4 separate regions of the Homo sapiens genome follow, and all the other regions are linked to region 1. A link is a contact called in ENCODE Hi-C or POLR2A ChIA-PET data. All regions are on one chromosome and are shown on one strand. Each heading gives the region's core, a stretch centred on a gene start or an enhancer-like site at or near the end of the contact. The rest is flanking DNA. Distances are from core to core; before and after follow the strand shown.

What was found. A loop is a pair of places that touch in the nucleus more often than their neighbours do. ChIA-PET counts read pairs that join two places held with the same protein, here RNA polymerase II (POLR2A). Pooled maps may share reads with other maps.
Region 2: a loop to region 1 is called in a pooled map, with 12 times the contacts of the local background. The contact joins the promoter of BLOC1S5-TXNDC5 here to the promoter of NUP153-AS1 in region 1. A Hi-C loop is called at or near these places in 2 of 50 pooled maps.
Region 3: a loop to region 1 is called in a pooled map, with 4 times the contacts of the local background. The contact joins the promoter of MRS2 here to the promoter of NUP153-AS1 in region 1. A Hi-C loop is called at or near these places in 5 of 50 pooled maps. POLR2A ChIA-PET finds 5 or more read pairs at or near these places in 2 of 52 experiments (GM12878 and activated naive CD4-positive, alpha-beta T cell).
Region 4: a map with no recorded cell type shows a loop between it and region 1 (17-fold over the local background). The contact joins the enhancer-like site here to the promoter of NUP153-AS1 in region 1. A Hi-C loop is called at or near these places in 2 of 37 single-sample maps with no recorded cell type and 1 of 50 pooled maps.

Annotation. Positions count from the first base shown.
Region 1 is chr6:17,704,281-17,708,819 of GRCh38, reverse strand. NUP153-AS1 (NUP153 antisense RNA 1) reads right to left here and starts at 1,777. Exons shown (of 3, transcript NR_134618.1): 1 at 1,692-1,777; 2 at 1,194-1,426. It overlaps NUP153 (nucleoporin 153), which reads left to right and starts at 1,895. Exons shown (of 22, transcript NM_005124.4): 1 at 1,895-2,543. The coding sequence starts at 2,433. RefSeq lists enhancers at 1,704-1,973, 1,783-2,477 and silencers at 2,064-2,573, 3,905-4,064.
Region 2 is chr6:8,061,966-8,066,504 of GRCh38, reverse strand. It overlaps BLOC1S5-TXNDC5 (BLOC1S5-TXNDC5 readthrough (NMD candidate)), which reads left to right and starts at 2,091. Exons shown (of 13, transcript NR_037616.1): 1 at 2,091-2,240; 2 at 3,889-3,971. It overlaps BLOC1S5 (biogenesis of lysosomal organelles complex 1 subunit 5), which reads left to right and starts at 2,116. Exons shown (of 5, transcript NM_201280.3): 1 at 2,116-2,240; 2 at 3,889-3,971. The coding sequence starts at 2,129. It overlaps EEF1E1-BLOC1S5 (EEF1E1-BLOC1S5 readthrough (NMD candidate)), which reads left to right. Exons shown (of 7, transcript NR_037618.1): 4 at 3,889-3,971. RefSeq lists enhancers at 533-682, 693-792, 2,483-2,672, 2,282-2,908.
Region 3 is chr6:24,400,690-24,405,228 of GRCh38, reverse strand. It overlaps MRS2 (magnesium transporter MRS2), which reads right to left and starts at 2,293. Exons shown (of 11, transcript NM_020662.4): 1 at 1,993-2,293; 2 at 1-61. The coding sequence starts at 2,182. RefSeq lists enhancers at 922-1,656, 3,865-4,539 and a silencer at 3,414-3,708.
Region 4 is chr6:12,606,325-12,610,863 of GRCh38, reverse strand. No RefSeq gene overlaps it. Among named protein-coding and RNA genes, the nearest start is that of LINC02530, 23 kb to the right of the region's middle. RefSeq lists an enhancer at 2,255-2,374. Within about 2 kb of position 2,408, at least 3 of the 41 ENCODE cell types and tissues checked have a DNase peak (open chromatin) inside an H3K27ac peak, as active enhancers do.

The DNA.
Region 1 (4,539 bases), core at 528-3,027:
GTATAAATGTCTTGGAACTAATTATTTATATCTGATTGATGGTTGATATTGGATGCTTTCTATCTAAGCAGTTACTATGAACTAGATATACATTAATCCTTTCACCAGACCACTACCCTGTGAGGTCAATATTCGCTCTATTTGCTGATGAAAAAAACGAAGCTTAGAAACAGGATCAGTGGGCTGGGCGCGGTGGCTCACGCCTGTAATCCCAGCACTTTGGGAGGCCGTGGGCAGATCACCTGAGATTGAGAGTTCGAGACCAGCCTGACCAACATGGAGAAACCCCATCTCTAGTAAAAATACAAAATTAGCCGGCCGTCGTGGCACATGCCTGTAATCCCAGCTACTCGGGAGGCTGAGGCAGGAGAATCGCTTGAACCCAGGAGGTGGAGGTTGCTGAGATTGCGCCATTGCACTCCAGCCTGGGCAAAACAAGAGGAAAAAACTTCGTCTCAAAAAAAAAAAAAAAAGAAAGAAACAGGATCAGTAACTTCCCCAAGGCTACACAGCTAGTAAGTGGGAGATTTATAGTAAATAGGCTGGGCGTGGCGGCTCACACGGGTAATCCCAGCACTTTGGGAGGCCAAGGCGGGTGGATCACTTGAGGTCAGGAGTTCAAGGCCAGCCTGGCCAACATGGCGAAACCCCATCTCTACTAAAAATACACAAATCAGCTGGGCGTGGTGGTGCACGCCTGTAGTCCCAGCTACTTAGGAAGCCGAGGCAGGAGAATAGCTTGAACCTGGGAGGCAAAGGGTGCAGTGAGCCAAGATCGCGCCACTGCACTCCAGCCTGGGCGACAGGGCAAGACTCTGTCTCTCAGAAAAAAAGAAAGAAAGAAAGAAAGAAAAAAAAAGATTTATAGTAAGTCTAAGATTTTTCACAACATATTTTTCCTCCCTAATCATTTGGCTATTTGTCTTTAGCTCTTACAGAAAAGTTGGGTTATAGTCCTGGCTTTGATTACCCATCTCAGTGTCATTGATTGTGCCACCTAAATTTCTCTGGACATCTTGTCTGGTTGGTTGAATGAGAGGGTTGGACTATGTGATCACCAGGACCTTTCTAATCGTCAACTCCTAGAATATACATTTTGTGGATTCAGTCTTTGAGTCTAGCTCACTTACTCAGTTTCCTAAATATTTGGAGCAAATATAGTATACTTTTATTGTTAAGGATATATCACTTACCCCTAATGTTAGCTGACTGCATGGGTTATAATTGTAATCATTCATCGCATTTTTCGTCTATTAGCAAATATACATGCTCTCCATAGATGATCACGTCTGCTCCTCACAACAGCTTTATAAGGTGGATTTTAAAGCTCCCATTTTATGGAGGAGGAAGCTAAGGCTCAGACGGTTTTGATTCATCCAAGGTCAAATAGGTTGGGTGGCAGAACCAGAATTCCAGCCCCGTGTGTCTGCAACAAAACCTTTATATGTTTAAAGAAACATTAATGAAGCCGTATATATTTTCTAATTCTAAGGATCATGGACTTTATTTTTCAACCACAGATTTTTTTTTCCTCCTTCTTAAATCATTAGCTCTTGTCTTTGATTTTACTGTCTGCTTACTTCCTGCCTACTTAACCAACCGACAGGGAGAAGGAGAATGGGAAGAGGTTACTGTTTTTATGTTAAGTGTCTTTTCAAAGTCTAATTTACAGCCAAGAACAGCAAAAGTACCCCTTGGCTTTGTGCCTCTGCGGCGCCCCGGAGATCTCCTTCCCCGTCCCTCTTCCTTTCCGAGAAGCCGCGTTCCGTTGTTGAACTACGTTTCCCAGCGTGCCGCGCGGCCGAGAGCGTGGACTCGACCAGCCCTTCCTCTTTGCCTATCAGCTCGTCGCAGCATGATGATGCAAATGCGTCGGGCGCCGATGAGTGACGACATTCTGGCTCGCGACCGCGGCAGCCGCCTTAGCAGGGGTAATAGGCGCAACGGCGGCGGAGGCTGCAGGGACGACGACGACGACGGCGGCGGGGCGGGCGCTGTGCGCACAGGGGAGGGGTAGGCGGGCGTCGCCAGCGGCTTCAACTGCGGCAGCTACGGCTAGGGCGACGGAAGAACTCCCACCAGTCGGCGGTCGAGTTAGGCCTCAGCACCGCGGGGAACTGTTCGTGCTGTCCTCTGCGGGAGATCTCCATAGAGACCGTGACACACACAGAGGCGGGGGTCCGCAGAGGCGGCCGGACCGGAGCCTCCTCGGCCTCTGCGGCCGCCACCCCCTTCCCCGCTGCCAGCACTCACCCTCTCTCCGCTCCTGCTCGCAACCTCGCGGTTCCTGGGGTGCTTGTGCCCACTGTGTGGACAGCGCGGGCGGACTTTTGGGCCGGGGCCGGGCGGCGGGGGAGGCTCTCTAAGGCCTCCGCCTCTGCCTCTCCCGCCCCCTTACCCGCCCCGGAGCGGGAAGCGGCGGAGGCTCCGCCATGGCCTCGGGAGCCGGAGGAGTCGGAGGGGGCGGTGGCGGCAAGATCCGGACGCGGCGTTGCCACCAGGGGCCAATTAAGCCTTACCAGCAGGGGCGACAACAGCATCAGGTATGGGACCCCGACGCCGCGGTGGCCTGGCGGGTGGGGAAACTCGGCTGGAGGGGACGGGCGGTTCGAGGCCCCGGCGCCCCACGTGGAGCAGACAGGAGGGCCTGAGGAAAGGCCCGAGTGAGGCTCCGGGGGAGCTCAGGCCGTTGGGGGTGGCGACGGGAAGTGGGCTGAGACAGGCCCAGCCTTGCGGCGCACACGTGTGGTTTGGGCCGCCTTTCCCCCAACTCTCTGGGTCAGGGGCTTTCCCAGGCAGGCTCTGGGCGGGAAAAGAAATTGTAGGCCCATGATGCGCGCGTTTCTTTATTTTTTGGCGGGGATTTGGAATTTGAGGGTATTACTCATGTTCTCTCGAGGGAGAAAGGAAAAGATGTGGTTGATGGCCCTTATACTTGCTGTTTTCTGGTGTCCCTTCTTTAGTGTGTTTGAGGAGGGGGGGCTGCCCCTTGGAATCTTAACTCTGGGGCAGACGGGGAGTTGTGGGGGGCGCTGTTACATGGAAAGTGGAATAACTTAGTCTCAGCCTATGAGTTAATTCTCGGTTTCCCCTGCCTGTGGCCCTCCTCGTCTTGAGAGCATTGGCTTAGATTTTATTAACCAGGTTATAGTTAACCGTGGCACTGGGGCATTTTGAAAGTCCCTCTCCACCCTTACGTCTTTTCTCTGCTGCGCGACTCCCCTCCCCCCCCCCAACACCGCCACCCCCGCCTTTATTTTGGAGGCTGGAATTGGCCATTCTCCACAGTTGACCGGGACTCCAGCTCTGATCTCATACACAAAATATTTTAATATTATGAGGCGTATTCTAGAAGTATAGTTACTTTTGACACTCCAGGAATGTTGGTGGTCTTATAGTTTAGCCACTGTATGAACTCCTGGATGTTTAAAATTATAAAAAAGGATTATCCTAATTGTAAATGAGATAGTTGATTCTGAGAAAATTCCATTTTTAAAATATTGATTGTTAGAAGTATTGAATAGGAAAATGTTAACTTATTTTAATAAAGCCACTTATCAGTGATACTGAGGTGGGAAGTGTGTGTCTTAAATTTGTTGAAAAACAAAAGTGTAGCAAAAGGATCTGATAACTTGTTGCCTACTGTTAAAGGTAGACTTCCTAGATTACTTTATTCTGGATGCTAATAAAGATTACACACTTTCACATGGTTGATGTTGTTAAATTGTGTCATTATCAACAGATTTTTAAAAGTAAAGATTTGGGTCGGGCGCGTTGGCTCACGCCTGTAATCCCAGCACTTTGGGAGGCCGAGGCGGGTGGATCACCGAGGTCAGGAGATCCAGACCATCCAGAGACGGTGAAACCCCGTCCCTACTAACAAATACAAAAAATTAGCCGGGCGTGGTGGCAGGCGCCTGTAGTCCCAGCTACTTGGGAGGCTGAGGCAGGAGAATGGCTTGAACCCGGGAGGCGGAGCTTGCCGTGAGCAGAGATCTTGCCCCTGCACTCCAGCCTGGGCGACAGAGCGAGACTCTTGTCTCGAAGAAAAAAAAAAAAAGTAAAGATTTGAGGAATTTTTTTTTTTTTGTCTTCTAGTTTTCTTAAATGTTTTTTATTTTGAGGGAAATGTTTGAGTAGTAAAAATTGTGGTTCAGGTATTTTCAGTCGTTCTCTACTGATGGTTAGGTTTGGCACTGTTACTACTCCCACCAGTTTTCCCCCAGATATGTACATAAAGTGCTTAGTTTTCAAATTTGTGAAGAAAAGGGGTATTTGCGAGCAGATTTAAGATTAGAATTCAGGTCACAAGCCTGGCCATTTAACCTAATCCGTCTGTAGAATGGAAGTTACACATGCATGCTTTCTTTTCTCCTATGAATGCCTTTGAGTGCTTAGATTTTCTTGTATGACATGTAGAAAAATGACTTGTTTTAAATATAGGTCATTGGATGGTCTGAATAGAGGTTAGAAGGGAATTAATATTTTCCAGATGTCTGAAGTTATCACAGCTTTTTTTTTTTTTTTTGAGACGGAGTC
Region 2 (4,539 bases), core at 842-3,341, 9.6 Mb after region 1:
AGCCGCAGTGTAAAGATTTATATAAAAGCGGAGAGAGAACAGAGGCATATGCTGGACCTCACCATCCCAGAGAACAATACAACTTAATAGTGTATAATCAAATGGCTAGAACACATATTCACAGGCTACAAGCAACAGACTTGCAGAAAAGTAATTGTGTACTTATTCAGTGTTGGCTCCCCTGCAGGCTGCATGAGGAAAGGAAAAGGCTGCATTAGTCTTGTTCACCACTGTGTCTTAGCTCCTAGCACTATGCTGGGCACGTAGCAGCTGCTCAATAACGTATTTGTTAAATGTTTTTGAATGAAAAAATGAAAAGCCCATGTGGCCTGTTAAAGTTAATATGGCTTCTCTCTCCCTTCTCTCCAAATCTCCCTTCCCCACTCTCTCTTCACCCACCACCTATGCTTAAACACATACACAGAGACACAGAGGCAGTTGTTTCTGCCACATACAAGTCAGGCAGTCATTTAACCTCTCTGTGCCTCAGCCTCCTCGTCTGTAAATGAGGACATTAATAATAACTACTTCAAAGGCCGGCCATGAGGATTAAATGAATGCAAATTTGTAGACCACTTACAGTATTACCTGGCATGTAGCAAGTGCCATGTAAGTGTTTGTTAAACTGCAGTGCTATCCGAAGTTAGCACAGACTTCAGAGGTCAAAGCATGGTCCTCCTCAAGACTCCCCTTCAGACACCTGCCACAAGCTTTGGGGTTCCCAGGCCACCTGCACTTCTGACCAGCTGTCTCTGTCATATGCCCAGGGCCTGAGCACTGTCTGCTAGGGTGCCTCAGTTCTCACCCACGCAGCTTCTCTCTACACATGATGTTTCATTGCTATTCGCTTTACTCCCTCAGGTTTCACAGAATGACTCATAGAACTCAAGAAAGTGCTTTCCTTGCTATTACAGTTTTATTATAAAGGACACATATCAGGACCAGCCAAATGAAGAGATGTATAGGGCGAGATGTGGGAGATTTCCCAAATAGAAGCTTACGTGTCCTCAGGAACGCTTCCCCCTCCTGACACTTTGATGAATGATTATCGACCAGTAAGCTCACCTGAGCTTCCACATCCAGAGTACTCACTGGGGTTCCATTATGTAGGCATAGTTGGTTAAATCACTGGCCACATGGCTGAACTCAGTCTCCAGCCCCAATCTGCTCCCCAGAGGTGGGCCTGCTTATGTGACTCAAAGCCTAAGCCCTCATGGTTGGCCGGCCCTTCTGGTGTGGCCAGCCTCCATTCTGAAATCATCTTGGGCCCTCCATGAGCCATCTCATTAGCATAAACTCAGGTGTATTTCCAGAGGCCCACCATGAATAACAAAGACACTTCTATCACTTGGGAAATTCTAAGGATTGAGGGTACCTCCCAGGAACCAGAGTCAAAGTCCAGTCAAATTCTTTATTATACAACGTGAGTTTACTGACTTGAACAGAAAGAGGGAGCAAGAGAAGCATTCTAGGAAACAGGTGTCTAAAAAGAAAGGCAGGAATAGTCAGCCACACTCATGGCATAGTAGGGAAACAGCCCCCAGCTAATTGGCTTTGCTATACAGTAGTCCCCCCTTATCTGAGGTTTCACTTTCTGTGGTTTCATTACCCGCAGGACGGTACAATAAGATATTTTGGGAGAGAGACTACATTCACATAACTTTTATTAAATTGTTCTAATTGTTCATCTCTTACTGTGCCTAATTTATAAACTTTATCATATGTATATACAGGAAAAAACATAGTATATACATGGTTCAGTACTATATGCAGTTTCAGGAATCTACTGGGGGTCTTGGAATGTATTCTCAGCAGATATGGGAGGACAACTGTACTGGAATGCACCAGCTTTGAGCCAAATAACCAGGGCTCTGAGTTTAGCTCCAAAGTTCAAGCACCTTCCTATTCTAGCAGCATCCGCCCTGATCCAGCATGGCGGCAAGAGCTTCTGCCAGTTCACAGCCTGACTACACGGCAGGCGCCTTTCCGGAACCGCCCGCTGGGTAGATTAAATTTCTCCGGCGCCCTGTAATGACACACACACAAAAAAAACCCGGGCGCGCCTTGTAAGAGGGCGGCCGGGTTTGCGCAGGCGCAGCGTGGCCGCGGGTGGGCGGAACTGGTCGGGATGAGTGGCGGAGGGACAGAGACCCCTGTGGGTTGTGAGGCCGCCCCGGGCGGTGGCAGCAAGAAGAGGGACTCCCTGGGGACTGCGGGCTCAGCGCACCTCATTATCAAGGGTACGGAGTGTCAGGGCTATAGTTCCTGGTGGATCCCAGCACAGCCTCATCTCCCAGGCGGCGCCCTCTGACCCGGGCCGACCCCCGGGTCCCGGGCTGGCGCGCGTGCGTTTGTGCGGGTGGGGGAGTCGTGGTCGGTCCCCGCCTTTTTCCCCGCGCCAAATGCGTCCCACCACAACCAACCAGCCCAACTCTTCGTGTTTCCCCGCTTTCCTCTGTCGCAGCCTGAGCCATCAGGCCCGCCCCCGTCCATTCCGCAAGCTCAGGACCCCTGGGCGCAGAGCCTTTGGGCAGCCTCGCCACCGACGTGTAGTGGAAAGGGCATTGGACCTGGGAGGCGGGAGGCAGTCGCTTAGGAGTTGAGTGACTTCGGGTCACTGGCTTTACTCACTCTCCTACCCGATCTGTTCCTGGTCGTGCGAGGAGTAAGTGAGATACACTTACGAAGGCGCTCTATAGCACTGTAAAGAACCATTCACGTTCAGAAATGTCCATGTGTTCTGTGTGCTTTGAGCTGGGAGAAGGTTACAACCTAGATTCTCACAGAATCTGCTTTAGGTTTGACTCCTAAAGCTCACAACGCTGTTTGCTGCGTGAAAGTCTTTGACAGTTGAGTTGTAGTGCTTTATATATACCAGATATAAAGTGCTTATATACAGTGCTTGTATTATTTTTTCTACTTGACATGCTTAAGAAGATATGTACTAATAAAATTCATTAAAATAGAGAATTGAAACCTGCCCATCGTATGTCTGCAAAAATGAAAAATTTGGGGAACATTGCCAGTGAATGAATATGAATAATACATTGTCTTAGATTTAATTTCTCAAGGAATTTTGAGACTTACATTTTAAACTACATAGTTGTAACTAAGAAGAATAATAAACTGACTCACCAAAAGACTTAAATTCAGACCTTTTCTTAATGACTTTTTCAGACTTATGAAAAAGAGACTTACAATGAACATTCACCACCCACCTTAATAAATAAATTACTAAAAGCCCCACTGTGTCTTGCTCTAATTGCACTAGTTCCCCTCCCTCGTCTCAAGGTAGCCACTATCCAGAATTTGGTGTTTATTATTCTTGTGCATTTCTTTATAGTTTTGTTGCTTCTGTCTATATCCCAAAAGGAAATATTTTGAATATTTTAAAGTTTTATGTAAATTGCTTTAATCCTTCTGAAACTTGCTTTTTTATTATATTTATTATAAAATACGTATTATTTTTTATATTTATGTTGATAAGTGTAACTCTGATGTATTTATTTTTACTTGGTGATTGATAGAATTCCATTGTATGAGTATGGTTAAGGTGTTTTGCGTTTTTTCTTTTGATATTACACCTATGCTGTAATAAATATGTATAAATGGCCTTACTCATTTGTGCAAGAGTTTTCCAGGGTACATACCTAGGCATGAAAATGCTAGGTATACATGTCTGCAACTTTATTGAATACTGAAAGATTGTTCTCAAAAGTAGTTGTATCAGTGTACACATCCACTGGCAGTGGATGAGATTTCTTCTTAGTCCATAGTCTAAACTGGATTTTAACCTTCATCTCTTAGTGGGGAAGGGAGAGAGTAAAACAAGCTAGAGATTATGCCATTTAGCATGGATTAACCCTGAATTTCATTTTATCTTTATAGATCTTGGAGAAATTCATTCAAGGCTTTTGGATCACAGACCAGTTATTCAAGGTGAAACTCGTTATTTTGTAAAAGAATTTGAAGTGAGTATTTAAACTTATTTTATAAAAGTACTTCCCTAATTGTTAGTGTGTTATTATACAGAAGAGAAATTCCCCAGTTTTAAAATCGGATTTTAGTTCATGTGTTCATAAAATATACAAAGTAAAAATGATGAAGACGTAAAAATTGTTGTTTTTAATGGGATAAGTTCCATACTAAACAGCAGGATACATAAGTTCTGGTGCCTGCTCTAGGGTATTTAATGTCTGTTGATCTGAGGTTTTTTTAATCTATAAAATGAGATATAGTGGGGGAAAAAAAGGGATTTTAGAGATTGATGGGTCTGAGTTTTTCAGACTCATTTTCTGTAATTTTTTCCTCAATTGAGACATCACCAATTATGCAAGCAGTCAAATTAAAACTTAAGGATTATCCTTGGCTATTTCCTTTCTTACAGGTTCCACATTCAGTGACCCCATCTTTTAGACGTTACCTAGATGTTTACCTCATAAATGTCGATTCTTTCTGACAGGTTTGCCTGCTTTATCAACGAAGTCAAATCCAGTTTTCACCCTGCTGCCAGAGGAATCTAACATTATTTCACTTTTT
Region 3 (4,539 bases), core at 1,044-3,543, 6.7 Mb before region 1:
GGGGCTACACTGGCTAAAGTGGCTTGAGAGACGTCAGAGGTTCTAAACCGGTGCACTTCACCTGAAGAATAAATTAAGAGAATTCCTGTGGTCACATGATTGGTTTTCACATAGAGCTAAAATACAACTCTCAAAGTATGTGGAGGCCTTCAGACTATTTTATTATTTTTAAATATTTTTCCTATAAGAAAAGAAGAAATACTCTTCTTAATTTTAACATCTGTTAGTGACTATCTTAGGTTTGGCAGGGAATGATTTTTAAAACTAATGGCTTAGGTGAGGCATTAAAATAACTGATGGATTCCAATCACCCTTTTACCTTTCTAATTATTACTGATATCTCAGAGTTGGATGAACAAATGTGCAACATCGTGTTCTGAGATTTAAGAAAATGTCTGGTCTTCCTTTTCGCATAATTTAAAAGACTCTTCATGCACATTTGGTAGTAGATACATTTTAGAAAACATAGGTCCTAAGTACCACCTGATCTTTCAAGCATTCCAGTTGACTGGCTCATAAATTATGAAACCTATGATTTTACTTCTTTTCTACAGATATCCTTTATAGTGAATACTTATGAAATACCCCCACTGAGCTGAAATGACAAATCTTTATTTTAAAATTGTCTATTTAAAACGTGATTAGACTGAGTCGAAGTGAGCGGTGAAGTATAATCAAGTACATTTAATGACTGACAGAGGACACTGTTTTGTGCTTCCAAAGTAATTACACTGATTCCAGAGACTGTAGAAAAAAAAACCTATTTCTGATCTTTTTTCTACTACATACACGTAATGATTGTTGTAATTTGTTAGTATCTGAAGTTTCATTTCCCTTTTACAAAATACAAATTATCACTATAAGGGTAAGATGAATAAAGGTAAAAGGCATTTGCTGATTACAAATGCCTTTCAATGTTTTAATGTCACAAATTAGAGTGTAACCGGGATTGAGATTGTGAACGTCAATGCTTGTCCTAAAAGTTTCCTCCAACTTGCTGAAACTGGATTCCCAAGCATTATCAATTGAGGGTGCAGAGCATGTAACCCAACTTAGCCTCTCCAATAAGTGGAGAATGAGGTGCTGACGAGGAGTTACTTTGGGAGGCTTTTGAGAGCACAATTGAGAAAACATATTTGAGGACACTGCTATGTTCTTAATAAAGTCATTCATTTCAATACCTTTTATTCCTCAAATATTTGCACTCACATTTGTGAAAATCTTAACTTTTCACCATGCTTCAACATTTGGTGAAAAAATAAACAGCAAATAAGATTTTTTTTTCTCAATCCGATCTCCCTGGCTGTTTACTTATAGAGTACTGTAGTTGAAAGTAAGTCGTTCTCAGAAACAACTCAGTCTTTAGCCTCACTTCTAGGTGCGTCCCCAATCTCCGTGCAACTGGACAACTGTATAAATGTGTCCATAACGAAGAAACAGAAAACAGGGAAGTATTAATTTATACTTATGACTTCCGAACAGATGAAATCCTTGTTTAAAAACACCTCTCGGCCAGGTGTGGTGGCTCACGCCTGTAATCCCAGCGCTTTGCGAGGCTAATGCGTTAGGATGGCTCGAGGCAAGGAGTTTGAGTCCAGCCTGGGCAACATAGTAAGACCCTGTCTCAAAAACAACACAGAAAAAACCTCTTACAAGAGCACTTAAGCGGGTGTTAACTAACGTGATCACGGTCTGTAAACGATTCCTAGGTTGTTCCTATGGTTACATAATCTGCAGCAAGGGCGGTGGAGGAGAAGGCAGAGGGTTGGCCGCTGGGACCCCGGCAGGGCACAGCGCACATAGCAAGGTCGCATTCTGAGCGAGTGGGACGCAGCTCGGCCCGCGGGCCTGTGCAAGCTCACAGGACACGCGGGAGGCCGAGGCCTGCGGAGGGCGCGGAGCAACAGGCGCGCCGCGCCGGACGGCTGGGGCAGCAGTCTAAGGTCACTGCAAGACCAGCGTCCCAAGGCTGTTGCCGGGGAAGGGCAGTACCTGCCACGCGGAGCCGGTCGGGCCCGCAAAGCTGCGCCGCTCGGCTCCTTCCAATCAGGTTGGCTCGGCGGCCGCAGGCAGCAACGGGAGGACCCACAGAGGTCACGTCCAAGGCCAGGGCACACAGCGTCCGCCGGGGAAGTCTCATCGCGCGGGGCAGGAGGCAGGGTAAACTGCGCAGGCATTCCATGGTGCTGGAGCAAGAAGCAGGCAGCAGCCAGACCCCAGACCTTCATGCCGGACGCTGGCTGCTCAGGCCGCAGCTCTGACCTGTCGCTACCGCCCGACCTGCAGACTCTGTGCACCAGGCATGCGCGGGGCGTGCCGCGCCTGCGTGCTACTTCCCCACGCATGCTCGGAAGGTACCTGTGGGCGAGCCTGTTAAGTCCACAGCCAATAGACGTTTGCTTGCCTACCTGTACCTGCACCTGTACCTAAGTGAGGGGGCAGGCGGGCTGGGAGATGGGTGGAGCACGTTTACCTGCACTAAGTGAGCTGTCCAACCTAGGTTCTTGGGCGCTTGGAGTGTCATGGTTTTGTAGTTTGTGGAGAATTTTCATACCTATGAAAATTGCAGTTTGGAAATGAGCAGGTTACCCATTCCCACATCATTTAATTTATATTTAAATTTAACGTGGTGTAGGGAGCAAGAGGGAAAGCTCCTACTTTTGCCCTCTGAAAGTTGCTGGAATGAACTAAGTAGACAGATTAGCAGGAGAAAAAGGCATACAAAATTTGCTTAACGTGCATAGGGAAAAATCACAGAAGAGTGATTACTCAATAACTCAATTAAGGTCCAGATGCTTGTATACCCTTCTTTGTTGAGTAGAGGGAGATAGGTATGAATGGGCCCGAAAGCCAGACAGTGGTTTGCAAATGATTCTCCTTGGACATTCAGTGGGACAGAAGTACAAACAATCGCTTGTGGACAAGCTGTGAAACTTCACTCTGAACAAAAATTGTCCTATTATACAGGTAAAGTTTCCCAGGTAATCTCTTGGAGCTACCCTCAGAAGTATCTATGAAAAGTCTCAGTGTGGCTATGACTTTCAGTTTTTGTCTCTTCTCTGGGTGATTAATCTCTTCTGATTATTTAATGCGATTCCTAAGGAACGGGTTTTAAGACAATTGCATTTCTTTGGAAAAGAGTTTTCTCTGTCAGATAAGGAAATTCCTTATCTGGCTGTGCAGGAAAAGAGAGCCCCTTCAGGTGCTTGGAAAAAGTAAGAGTATCAGAGAGACAAAAGGAAGGGGGAAGGTGAGAGAGAGAGGCCTTGATTTTTAGGCTTCTTTCTGAGACCCTTTTAATTTCCTTTAATTCAAAGACTCAACATGCCACCGGGCGTGGTGCCTCATGCCTGTAATCCAGCACTTTGGGAGCCAAGCACTTTGGGAGGCCAATGTTGTGGACCACTTGAGGTTAGGAGTTCAGGACCAGCCTGGCCAACATGGCAAAACCCGTCTCTACTAAAAATACAAAAATTAGCCGGGTGTGGTTGCAGGTGCCTGTAATCCCAGCTACTTGTAAGGCTGAGGCATAAGAATTGCTGGAATCCAGGAGGTGGAGGTTGCAGCGAGCCCAGATCATGCCATTGCATTCCAGCCTGTACTGCATTCCAGCCTGTACGACAGAGTGAGACTCCCATCTCAAAACAAACAAACCCCAAAGACTCAGCATGCCAAAACATCATATTTTGGGGTATTATGGTTTGAGCCCCAGTAGTGGCAAAAATAATCAACTGTCATATGGAATGATGTCATGTATTAAACTTTTGCTATAAAGAATGAGGAGCACAGACACATAAGATTTCTATTCCATATTTAATAAAATGTAAGATAGCATCAATTTTAAGGTACCATTATTTTATGTACCACCAAGAAAGAAAAAAAAACTGATAAGTTATGCTTTCTAAACATGTAGATTGAAAGACATATCTCAATTCCAGTCTTTAAAATATGAAAAAAGTCTTAGGTTAAATACAGTATGTATGCATATTTTAAAAATATGAGTTAATAAATTTATTGTCCCTTCCACAGTAGTAATACAAGGCAGACACAAGTTCCACAGACTTCCTTTCAATATCTATGTATGGACACAAAGCTAAGGAGACAGAGATAGAAACATTTTATTCTGCAGGGTACTGGGACTGGGGATGGAGTAGGAGGGCAGTGCACAAAGAGAAGCCTTCACAGAAGAGAGGATGTTTGACTTGATAATGTGGGGAAAAGAAAGAGAGATCAGATTGTTACTGTGTCTGTGTAGAAAGAAGTAGACATAAGAGACTCCATTTTGTTCTGTACTAAGAACAATTCTTCTGCCTTGAGATGCTGTTAATCTGTAACCCTACCCCCAACCCTGTGCTCCCTGAAACATGTGCTATGTCACCTCAGAGTTAAATGATTAAGGGCTGTGCAGGATGTGCTTTGTTAAACAAATGCTCGAAGGCAGCATGCTTGTTAAGAGTCATCACCACTCCCTAATCTCAAGTACCCAGAGACACAAAACACTGCAGAAGGTCGCAGGGACCTCTGCCTGGGAAAGCCAGG
Region 4 (4,539 bases), core at 1,159-3,658, 5.1 Mb after region 1:
AGTCTCTGCAAAAAATACAAAAATTAGCTGGGCATGGTGGTGTGCACCTGCAGTCCCAGCTACTTGGGAGGCTGAGATGGGAGGATTGCTTGAGCCAGGGAGGTCAAGGCTTCAGTGAGCTGAGATTGCACCACTGTACTCCAGCCTAGGAGAGAGAGCAAGGCCCTGTCTCAATAAATAAATAAATTGCATTTTGTGGATGACTAATGATGCTGAAAACTCTTTCATGTGGTTATTGGCTACTTGTATATCTTCTTGTGGAATGTGTCTATTCAAAACTTTTGCTAATATTTATTGCACTTTTAAAGTTGGAGACTTGTAGCGATTTTTAAATATGCTCTGGGTATGTGTCCATCTTCGGATATGTATTACGAACATTTTCTCTGATTCTCTGGTATGTCTATTTATTTTCTTAATGGACTCTTTTGATAATCAGACATTTTTAGTTTTGATAAAGTCTAATTTATCAACTTTTTTCTTTTGGGGGTGCTTTTACTGTGCAGTTGAAGAAATCTTTGCCTATCTAAGATTTACTTCTAATCAAACCATAGTAAATACTGGTAGGTTTCTGAAATATTTTTTCTCTCTTTGAAGCTTTGAAACTTTGTATGTATTCTCTTTATCCAGCATAAAATGCTTTTTGAGGTAAAATAAAATATTTTCTGCAGCTTGTTTGGGCTCTGGGCAAGATAGCTGAAAAGTTAATAATATTTATACAGTGACTTACATGAAAAGATGCTTTATAGATGTTTGCAAAAGTAAATCAACTTACAGATCCGGTAGGAAACTTTGTTCAGTAGATTTGAAATTTCTGATTTATTGTTGCAAATCTATGAGGTGATGTGCTTGGAACAAGCCCCGGAGCACTGATCTGTGCAGCTGCTATGCCAAGGCATGGAGGGCTTAGCGCTGAATCTTACAGATGCACCAATTCTGCCAAAACATATGGGAGGAACTCACTTCAGCTCTTGCTTAAAAGATAACAACACTTTTGGATCAATGGCAATAATGCCAAATTAACACAAAAATCCTTAATTGTGTGTTTCTGATGAATGATTAGTCTCCTAATTCAAAAAGGCAGTGAAACAACCTCCAATTAAAAGTAATGTACTTTACTTAGATTGAATAATAGACAGCATTCTCAATATTCCAACTTGGCATGTAGCAAAGGGGTGATGGAAATTCGTATTTGCCAAGACTGCATGGCAGTTCAGAAAGTTGATTTTAAGCAGGATGATTTCAGAATAATACTTTCCCCATGAGCACTACTTTTTACAGAACCTCTTATGAAAGGGCCTTTCAAAAACATATCTGAGATGAGACAGACTATGGTAGAGTGACTTCAGTTTAGGACAGCTCTACCTTCACAAAGACTTAACAAAGCTCAACTCCTGTAACGCCCTTTATAATGTTTAAAGATGTGCTGTAGGTACTTTTTTGCATATTATCTCTAGTTCCTCACACAATACAATTAGGTATTGTATTGCAAATGAGATTTTATACTCATTTTACAATGAAGAAGTTCAGACTCATTAAAAAATTGTAGAAACCATCCACCTGGTAAGTAGACTTTGGAGGATTCAAACCTAGGTTTGTTTATCAGCAAAGCCTGAGTTCCCCCAACCACCCCCGCCCCCCGGCACAGCACACTGCTTCCCTGGTTCAAGGGCACCATAAAACTTACTACAGTGGAAGGAAATTCCAGAGTTTAAGCTATTGTCAAGGTAAGTCATATATGTGGTCTTCCATTGGTCATCTTGACAAGCTGTGAACAGCTTCATAGATATTTCCTGTTGTTTCTCTATGGTAAACCTTGACTGGCAGGTTTATAATTAGTCTTTCTGTCCAACCCCATTTCTCTTCTCCAGTGAAAGGTTTAGCTATGACACTAAGTCCCTTTTCAGTGAAACAAGGAATATGGTCACTTCTAGTTTGATTTATGCAGGACAATCGGAAAGATTGGGCAAAAGCTGGCTTTGGCTTTCTTTGTTTAGGCTATCTTTGGTTGAGAAAGTGGAAGGGAAAGTTCAAAGATCCAGAAATGGTAAGAAGAAACAAGAAAGCCATCAAGTTTGGTTTATTTTCTCAAGTTGATTATTTATGGCTAGTAGTCCACAGATGAAGAATTTTAATGATCGAAACCTAGAAATATGTGTTGTGCTATTTTGAGCCTGTTTCTTTAAAATGTAAGACTGCTAGAGGTATGAAGAGAAACTTTTGTTGTTTAAAAATAGCATTCGATATTGACAATCTTTTCAAAGTTGCTCATAATCACCATTTAACTGAGTGGATTTTATTTCTGGATACCAAAAGATATGATGATGCTTTTGTTTCTTTTTTTGTTCCTCTTTTTGCAGATAAAGCACACCCTGTCTACATGCACTTTCATTATGCTCTGTTGCAGGAAATTAGCTAACATTTGTGGAATGTGTCATCTTTTACTGCTCAAGGGTTTTGTTTTTCATCCTTTTACAGAAAGGATTGTTCTTAGCACCTTACCAAGAGCGCATCAATATAGTCACGCCACAACTGATGGGTATTGTCTGTTATTTTCATAAAACAGTGTGCAAAAGGCTTCTCAGCCTTCTTTACATAATACAGCGAGTGTCAATAAACAGAGTTTTGTTTTTTTTTTTCCAACAAGCATAGACATTTTATTGGCCAGGTGCGGTGATTCATGCCTGTAATCCAAGTGTTTTGACAGGAGGATGGTTTGAGGCCAGGAGTTTGAGACCAGCCTGGGCAACATAATGAGACTCATCTCTATGGAAAAAAAAAGTAAAAAGTAAAAAATTAGCTGGGTGTGTCTCACGTGCCTGTGACCCAAACTACTCGGGAGGCTGAGGCAGACAGCTTGAGCCCAGGAGTTTGAGGTTACAGTGAGCTATGATTGTGCCACTGTACTCCAGTCTGGATGATGGAGTGAGACTCTGTCTCTAAAAAACAAAAAATAGACATTTTATTATCATCAGGCTTACTATGAAGACTAACAATTGGTAACTGAAGTTCTGCACTGAAAATTTATATTTTAAGATGGTTTTTTTCACAAAAGGAGCTTTTCTTTGTCTAATATTTAAGTCAAGATTCTTGTTCCTGGCTTCAGTATCTCTGCAGTATGTTCATATATTTATTCCTCTGTGTGTGTGTCTCTGTGTGTGTGTGTGTGTGTGTACATATGCATATACACATATATACTCATACCTGCATGCAGGTTCCATTGCTGTTTATCATGTAGGAATTTTTTTCTCATCAGTGACATAGGTTTAGTGACCCATCTTCATTAACTATATCACGAACATTCAGGGACACAACAAAACTAACACTATCAGAATAAATTATTCATCCAAAATCCAGTTTTCCTTCTGGTAACCAAGTACTTAATGATCAGAACAGAGAAAGGCTAAACTTAATAAATGAGACTATTTAAATGAAAATATTCAGGATTGTAAAGGTAAAGATAAATGTTATGTTTGCTGTATTTACAGCTCCTTTGTATGATGCTGTAGCATTTAAAGCCCAATATCCATGTAGGAAATGATGAAGAAGATTGGCAATCAATTGGGAAATTGAATGGGGATGGGTAAACTTTACAGCTGTGGGTTTTAACCAAACCCAATGGTTGTTTTACTACCAGAAGAGTGATTCTGTGGCATATATTTCTTGCAGAAAAGAAAGAGGAGGGATAAACATGTGAGTGCATGTGTCTGCGTATGACAGGGACAGAGAATAAGGAAGCATAAGAATTTTGAGATAATCAGTAGGGAGGGAAAGGGAGAGATGAGCAGGGAGGGAGATGTTAGACTGGCTGTCACAGTGAGGCTGATATTTTTAATTTCTCTTTTTTATTCCCTGTGCTCATTTTGGCTCCAAGTCGCTGAGGCCGTTTCTTCATGAGTTTTAGTATTCTAGTCTAGTGAGACACACAGGGAGACGAGCAAACAAGACTTCAGTGTGAGCCCATCGATTGCTGAAGGGACCCTCGTCTGGCAACATCATTCCTGCATTTTGAGGTCAGCAGTTCTCAGGAAGCTAGGCTGGCTCAGTGCTTGGGATCTGCAGTGGAAGCTGACGCTCCCCACCAATCATCCAGTGAGCACAGGCAATTCTATCTTCCCACTGCTCTAATGATAATGCATTCCTTCCCTTTGAAACACTTAATTTTCAGATTTTGATAACTTCTGCCCACCTTAACTCCTATCAATCAGACTTTATGTAACAGCACTGTGTTTGGTTCCTGAAATGAAATATATTCTTCAGAACAGCTATAAGTGGAACAGGCTCAGAAAGAAGAGTGGATGTCAAATACTGTTTGTCATATCCTAGTAAGAAGTAGACTTTCATATGTAACACATGATCCCAGTGTAGCTTGATATAAATGGAAGATTTAAGTGAAAGAGGTCTATAATTTTGTTGGCAAAATAAAGAGAAATTTCCCTTATGCTAAGACCAAGTAGCCAAAAGTATCTCTGAAAATGGTAGACCTAATTCAATGAAAATCCCTCTGAAATTCTACCAGAGCTTTCGTGATTGTGTTAGTGA